Regions from separate parts of the Homo sapiens genome. Here region 1 is linked to region 2. The links are chromatin contacts, found by Hi-C in ENCODE. All regions are on one chromosome and are shown on one strand. The core of a region is the stretch at or near the end of the contact, and the rest is flanking DNA. Distances in the headings are between cores, read along the strand shown.

Region 1 (4,050 bases), core at 731-3,230, 4.4 Mb after region 2:
GAAATGACAGATCCGATTTCTTTAACTGACATGGAATTGTGCAGGTTTTCCATTTCTTCCTGTGTCAGTTTTTTAAAGTTATTTTTCTCAAAGAATTTGCCTATTTTATTTAAGTTATATTATAGACATAAAGTTTCTCATAATATTCTCTTCCTGTTTAAAATATTTTATAATTCATAATAATCCCCTGTTCTCAATCATCTTGTTAGAAATTTTTTTCTCTCTTTTTTTGTTCCTTCTTGCTTTAACCTATTTAGTGAAACAAAATTTGGCTTGTTTCAATGTCCTTTGTGTTAATCCATTTTCTATTTTACTGATTGCTGTTACTTTAGTTATTATATTCATCTTTCTACTTTATTTGCATGTAGTTTGCTCAACTTTTTCTGGAAATCTATGCTTATACTTAAGTGGTTCACTTGTAAACTGCCTATATTTAAGCCTCTTTTTATAAAATCTGACAGTTTTTCTAATGTAATTGGAGTGGTTAGACCATTTATATTTAATATAGTTACCGATGAGGTTGTTTTAAAATATACAAGCTATTGCTATTTCCTTCTGTTTTTTCTTTTTACATTTTTGTCTCTTTTGAGGAACTCAAGTAATTTTTTATTTTGTCAGCACTATTGCATTTCACTTTTCCTATTTTAATGTTTACTTAGCACTTTAAAATACATATGGCTAACTTGAGCTCAGTTTGAATTAATATTTTAATAATCTGTTAACAAGAATAACAATCTTTTGTTATTATTGATATATAAATAAATACCATATTTTATTCTACTTAAGCCATACATCCAAAATTACACAGATCTTTTAATGTTTTATTATAGACTTTTATCTTTATCTATATTAATCTATCATTCTCATACTTTCCTGCAGATTTGTGCTTCTTCCTGAAAACATTTTTCCTTTACCTGAAGAGTAAATTTTGTTTTTTCTATTGTGGGTATGCTGGAGACAAATTTTTTTCAGCTTTCATTTTTCCAGTTATCTATTTATTTTACTTTCATTTATGAAGGATATTTCACTAGATTAAAAACTATTGACTAGATTTTCTTTTCCTTTTTGCTCTTTAAAAATGACATTTTATTGCCTTCTGGTCATCTGGGTTTCATTATCAGTGATGACAATATTTAAGTTTTTAAAAGCATTTTTATGAAGCCTTTATGATATGCTTTGGGTTGGTGCATATGTGTATTTGTGTTGTATTAATCCTGTTTGGGGTTTAATGAGCTTACTGAAATTCATATTAAAGGTTTTACAAATTTAGGAGATTCTTTCATATTGTATCTTCAAAATTTTCTGTGTCTTAATTATCTTTCTGTGTTATTCTCAGTCTCCTAACATGGAAAAATATTTGACATTACCTCAGAAGACTGATACTCTGTTTTAATTTTTTCTTTTATTTATAAATTAATCTATGCTCACTCTATACTTTGTATAGTTTTATTAATGTATCTTAAATTCTCTAAGCCATTTTTTCTTCTGTGACAAGTCTGCTGTTACCCTATCCAAGCAACACTATTTAAGATTTTAAAAAATTCTTAGTTGAAGAAAATACATTTGGTTCTTTTATAAAATTATAAAATTTCTGTGAAAATAATAATCTCCTATTCTCAGCCATCTGTTAAAATGACCAATACTTTCATTGATTTTGTCCACTTTTCTCTCTGATTTTTCTCTTATTTGTAATCATTTTTATAAAGTGTTTTTTCTAACACTTAGGTTGTTTGTTGTTCTGTTCCCATTTTCTTATTTAACTGTTGAATATGAATATTAATTTTACGGTTTTCTGCCCCTTATGTAAATGTTTTTTGTATACCAAATATTGTGTTCAAAAAAAATTGTAATTTGACCAAATACTATTATATTTTTCTCTTTTGATATACATTTACACGCAGGGGACAATACTTTAATCCTTTCAGGGCTGAGCTGAGTTGTTTGGCCTGTTTGTTTTTGCTGCTGAGTGAGTTTCAGTTTCCTTTTAGCTTCCTGTTCTTAAGAATAACATGTGGTTCCGTACATCTAGCAGGATGTTGTGATATAAGTACAGCAGGACTTCAAAGACTTATTTCTGTTTTTCAATCCATCCTCCAGCCTTCAATTCTATTATGCTTTCAGAAAATGTCCTGTAAAAAAGAACTGGCAGGCAGGAAAAACTTAGCTGTATATTTGGGATCCCACATACTCGAATCTATCACATCAGTTCAAATGGTTGCTATCCATTCCGCTGGTTTCTCCTTATCCCATAACAGTCCCTTTAAGTTTGGCAGGCTTGATCCTCTACCCACCCGTGGCCGAGGTTTAACATATGCCTGAGAGAAGGAAGAGATCACTGGTTTCTGTTTTTCTAGAAACTTCTGGTATTTCTCTGGAACATAATCATTAAGAGTCTTTTGAATCACCAGCACTTTTTGCCTTTAAAAACATAGGACTTTTAATTTATCTAGGAAACAATTTCCAAAAAATGGAAACAATTTTTTCTTACGAATTCTACATTCTAGCTAGAGCAGAATATCTGGAGACAAAGAGCTTTAGTTCAGTATAATAGTGATGACTGTTAATGTTTATTGAATACTGCTGGATGTAAAGTTTGACACTAATCACTTTAAATACGGTATCTCACTTAATACTAGAATGTATTTAGTTATCTCATTTTAAATCAAGGAAAAAAGAATCGTAGATGTTAGTATTTTTCTAAATATCAAATGTTGAAAAAGTGTGCCACAATGAGCTTTGAATTCGGATGTAATTTCCTCAAGAGATGACATATTATGTTGGCTTTGCTTGATGTAGACAACATATAGCATAGTGACTTCAATTTGGAACCTACTAAAAAACCTTATGGGGAGAAGATAGTACTACAAAGGCTTGGAGAGGGACAGCTGTTGGTTAGTATTCATGTAAACACACATACACTGCCTCCTGGCACACCTGAGATGGGAGAGCCAACTGTCTTAAAGTTTCAGTGATGCTGAAAGCATTCTCAATGTTCTGATGAGAATAATATCCACTGAATCAGAAATCAAAGAAATCAACCTCACATGCTATAAGCTTTTATCCCCTACAGCTAGACAGGTCAGAGACAGACCAGTGATGGTCAAAAGATGCTGAAAATTAACAATTGATTCTAAGCATTCTACAGATGATTACTAATTTGTGAGTGTTAAAGAAGTATACTGATTTACCTTTTAGAGGTCAGTATTGAAAGTGTGGAAAAAACCTTCCACAGGATCTAAAGATTACAGCAACAATTGAGAGGCACTTTGAAATTTGTCAAAATGGGAGAGGATATAAGCATTTAGTTTGGTAAAATAGATTCAATCCAAACAACTGTGCTATCATTATCAGCATGAAACAATGTAATAATCTGAATAAGAAGGCTCTGTTTTAAAAAACAGTTGCTAAAGTGTTATGATAACCTCAGAAATATCCCAAGAGGAATGAAACTCTAAACAGAAAACAGGAATTCAAATATTTTTCTCTGAATCGATATTTTATAGTGGGAGAATGATACTTCTCCAAATTGACATTCAGATTTTCAAACTAAAATGTTAATCTTTATCTTTCTGTCATTCATTATCTCTTCTCTGAGCCAAACTCATAAAGACAAAGGTAACATATGTTAGAAATGGAAATGATCATTTGGGCAATGCGTACAATATCCTGCAGCTCCAGTAAAATTATTTCAGTTTTAGTTGTTTTTCTCACATTGGTGTAAATCCTCCCAGGGTGGGGAGAATGGAAAGCATATTACTTCAAATCTTCAAGAAGATCTTCTTTAAACTAAGACAATTTGCACACACATTGTTTCATAAGTGGGAGCTGAACATTTTTACACATGGACACGAACATGGGAACAATAAACACTGGGGGCTACTGGGGTTGGGGGAAGAAAGGGGAGGGTTGAGGGTTGAAAAACTACCTATTGCATATATACTCACTACCTGAGTGATGGAATCATTCATATCCCAAGCCTCAGTGTCACACAACATACTCATGTAACAAACCTGCACACGCAACCCCTGAACCTAAAATAAAAGTTAAAAT
Region 2 (3,872 bases), core at 820-3,319:
AGGCAACTGCTCAAACTTTAACCAGTCAAATAATTTCTTTGCTGTGCTCTGCATTTACTCTCTGAAAGCTTTCAACTACCTCTGGGGGAGCCCCAAACCACTTATGATTTGGAGCTGCCTAATTCATGAATTGCTGTCTGTTCAAATAAGCTCTTTAAAATTTTAATGTGCCAAAGTTTACCTTTTAACAGATAGGAATAGTACAGGGTGCACTGAGGACATATAATGAGGTGGGGGGCCAGAAGGAGTTGGAGCACTAATCTAGTATGGACTGGCAGAGAAGACCTCTCTAATAAAAGACATTTGGGTTAAGACCTGAATGATGAACAGGACTTTGGACAGTGAAAAGCAGAGGGACAAAGATTCCAGGAAGAGAGAATTGCAGTGAAAAGGACTAGAGACAGAAAGGAACTTGAAACACAAGTAGTCTTACAATAAACTTAAAATTTGACATAACCTAATTACTAACCAAATTACAACTTGATATAACCTAATTCCAATTTGATATAACCTTAAAAGCAACAGAACCTAATACATAATGATCCAAAGTCAAATAAGATATGGTGCCTACTCTAAGGAAGCTCAGAGGCAAATAAGTGAGATGTATTCCTATTCTCTATTCCTTTTTCATCATGAAAAAGAAATGGGGACAGGGATCAATACTTACTACCTAAATGAGCTTAAGCAAATTATTTAATCTCTTTAAAACTTGGATAATAGTATCTGTCCTGCCAATTTCAACTGTTAATATCTGTCAGGGTCCTTAAGTGCAAGGAACAGAAATCATCTATAAATGATATAAAAGCTGAAAATGAATTTATTAAAGGACATTAAGCAGCTCACAGACTCTCCCAGAAGCTGAAGAAACAAGCTAGAGGTTCTCCTCCCAATAAAGCCTCTGAGTACCTAACACTGCAGCTTGCAACAACACACTGATGCTGGACACTGGTTGCTGGTGATAGAACATTGCAGTCTCGGAAACGATGTAGTTACTGCGGCTGTCACCCTTACTTCAACAGACTCTCTGAAGTCCTGCTTCTGGTTGTCATTCAAGTTTGAGTTGAGTCCACCAAATTAGATTGGAGAGTCTAGCAAGCAATAATACTCATGTCCCAGTAATAAGGAAGACTAGGAAAGCCAGTATCTGTCACTTTCAGTTCCTGTAAGGGTGTTGGGGGGCAGGGTAAGGGAGAAACTCTGCCAAAAGGATGACAAATGGCCACTGCAAATAGGGTGAGCTCAAATGAGATAATTACATGAAAATGTTTCACAAACTAAGGGAGAATTCAGCCACATAACATTATCTCATTTTGTGTTGTATTGATTTTTAACTCCTCGAAGGCAGGCAAGTTGGAAATAATGTGTAAAATAATGTTAAAATCCCAATACATATGCAATCACATTTAAGCTGTTATCAATGAAGATTGGAAGGAAACATACAGTAAAAGTTATTTTATTAGAGAAGTGGGATTTAAGGTGAAGTAGTTCTTAAATTAAAAAAAAAAAAAAAAAGGACACTTTCCATTGAATTCACAGTCTTCCCCACAAACTTGGATCCAAATTCTAATGAAAGGAAGCTTAAAGACGCAAAGCTTCTGGTGAAAGCAGGAACGGAACAGTTGGTGCCAGAATCGCATCCATACTTCATGATGCGTTGTGTACGCTATGCCGTCCTAATAGGAAGGAAAACTACCACAAATTAGGAGTTTAGAAAATTGCACAATGCTGCCTACCACTTAACTTCAAATGTAACCTGTTAACAACGTTAGCCGACGTGAGGTTACCTAGGGACATAGCAAAACTCGCTAGAGTTACTTCAAGTAAGGCACACGGAGGTTGCTCTGATTATCAAGAAAACCAAACGTTCACATAAAATGTTTGTCTTCCAGCCGCCCCGCTGTTTTCCACTTTTTCCAAAAAGCACTGAAGCGTGGTGAAGAAACAAACATATCCTCAATTCTCGCGAGAGCTCCGTGTGTAACCAAGGGCTGAGGCGGAGGATTGGTCACTCAGGATGAGGAGCCTCCGCTATCCCGCCCCCGTTGCCGGGATACGCCGCGGCGCACGGCAGTTAGTGGGTAGGCCTGAGAGCCGAGGAAAACTGAGCGTGGGCCTCAGAAAGAAGTTAAGGCACCCGCGAGCCGGGCAACTGCCCTCCTTCCGCGCCGGCGGAGGTGAGAATCCCCGGGTCCCATCTCTTCCTCCCTCCCTCCCACGTCTGTTCTCTTGCCTTGGAGATGCTGATCCGCTCCAAACAAAACAAATTCAAACTCGGTCTTAGCTAACTGTTACCGTCGGGCCTGTAGCCAGGCCAGGCATGTACCAATTCTAGTCGAGCGAAGGTTGCGAACAGACCTCCTCCAACAGCCCGACCCCTCCCCGACCCCCCGCAGGAGACCCGCCAAGCACAGAGCAGAGGGAAGGACCGCGATGGGCTGAAGGATTTTAGTCAAAGCAATACATTTCTGCCTCTTACAGTGGAAGGGACTTATTTCTGTCTGTTGATCACAGTGCGGGCAGTTAGCAACTTTCCACTTATTCACCTGTGTGAGAATGGTTGGCTTAGGGAGGATAACGATAGTAATAATAATTAGAAGCAGATGTTTTAAATGTAATACTTATCGTCTTCACAACAGCCCTGCAAGGTAGATGTCACCCTTCTGTTTTACAGAAGATGAAATCCTGAGGGGTTAATTAAGGTGGCAAGATTATGCAGCCGCTAACTTTGTCAGCACTAGTTTGTATCGCTAATCATTCTGGATCCAAAGGCCAGGCTGCCTCTCTGTGTGAATAATTGGAAATTGTGTGACTCTTTGATTGAATAACCCCGAAGTTAGTGGTATATTTGTTGCTAATGCCCGCCTCTTAATCCCACTGGTAATAATATAATGGTAAGCTTTTTTTCACCACAGTAAAACGGTGGCAAAGAAAATTGGGTGAAATTTTTTATGTTGTACATTTTCTCAAAGTTAGCAGGAAACCTAGAGTAATATCTTTTCCACTGGAAAGAGATGTTTATTGTACTCGTTTTCTTCTGGAAAAACCATTTTGATCATACACCGTCTTCCTTTTCAAAGAGTCATTTCATGAAATTCCTTTTTCCATTTGAAATTCTTTTGCTTTGTACATAGAGTTCAAAATGGCAAGGAATTAGAATCAGGGAGCTAGTGGGGTCAGGAAGATTGATGTGAACATATTCAAATGAGATATCTGAATGGAAATTTCAGATAAACAATTGAAAACTCAAAATTGGTGCCCAGTTGAAAGGGCAGAACTGTAGACATTGATTAGTGAGCCGTACACATAGTTGGAGTTATAAAGATGCATGACTGTAGAAAGGATAGAAGCAGTCCAAGGACTGATTACGAGTAATGCTAAGAAAAGTCAGAAAAGTAGTACTGGACATAGAGTGTAGAAACAGAGAAATCATTTTAGTCCAACACACGCTTTGTTTGCCTTTTTTTTTTTTGAGACGGAGTCTTGCTCAGTCGCCCAGGCTGGAGTGCAGTGGCGCGATCTCGGCTCACTGCAAGCTCCGCCTCCTGGGACTACGCCCGCCACCACGCCCGGATAATTTTTTTTTTGTATTTTTAGTAGAGATAGGGTTTCACTATGTTAGCCAGGATGGTCTCCATCTCCTGATCTCGTGATCCACCCGCCTCGGCCTCCCAAAGTTCTGGGATTACAGGCGTGAGCCACCGCTCCCGGTCGCTTTGTTTGCTTTTTAACAATTTAGTAAATTTTTGTAATTGGCAATACCTTTATGTACGAGGAAATTTAAAAGATACAAGAGAGAACAAAGTTTTTGCTTATCACTGAGACAGATTTTGGGGATATAAAGATGATTAAGATTCAGCTCTTGCCATAAAGGG

Evidence for each region. Hi-C counts contacts between places; a loop is a spot of excess contacts on that map. Pooled maps may share reads with other maps.
Region 1: a pooled map shows a loop between it and region 2 (14-fold over the local background). The contact joins the enhancer-like site here to the promoter of IFT74 in region 2. A Hi-C loop is called at or near these places in 5 of 50 pooled maps.

The regions. Positions count from the first base shown.
Region 1 is chr9:31,345,256-31,349,305 of GRCh38, forward strand. No RefSeq gene overlaps it. Among named protein-coding and RNA genes, the nearest start is that of LINC01243, 34 kb to the right of the region's middle. RefSeq lists enhancers at 1,891-1,960, 1,991-2,050. Within about 2 kb of position 1,981, at least 7 of the 41 ENCODE cell types and tissues checked have a DNase peak (open chromatin) inside an H3K27ac peak, as active enhancers do.
Region 2 is chr9:26,954,343-26,958,214 of GRCh38, forward strand. It overlaps IFT74 (intraflagellar transport 74), which reads left to right and starts at 2,070. Exons shown (of 20, transcript NM_025103.4): 1 at 2,070-2,174. It overlaps IFT74-AS1 (IFT74 antisense RNA 1), which reads right to left and starts at 1,965. Exons shown (of 2, transcript NR_121605.1): 1 at 1,785-1,965; 2 at 1,438-1,673. RefSeq lists enhancers at 1,282-2,017, 2,018-2,752 and a silencer at 3,349-3,643.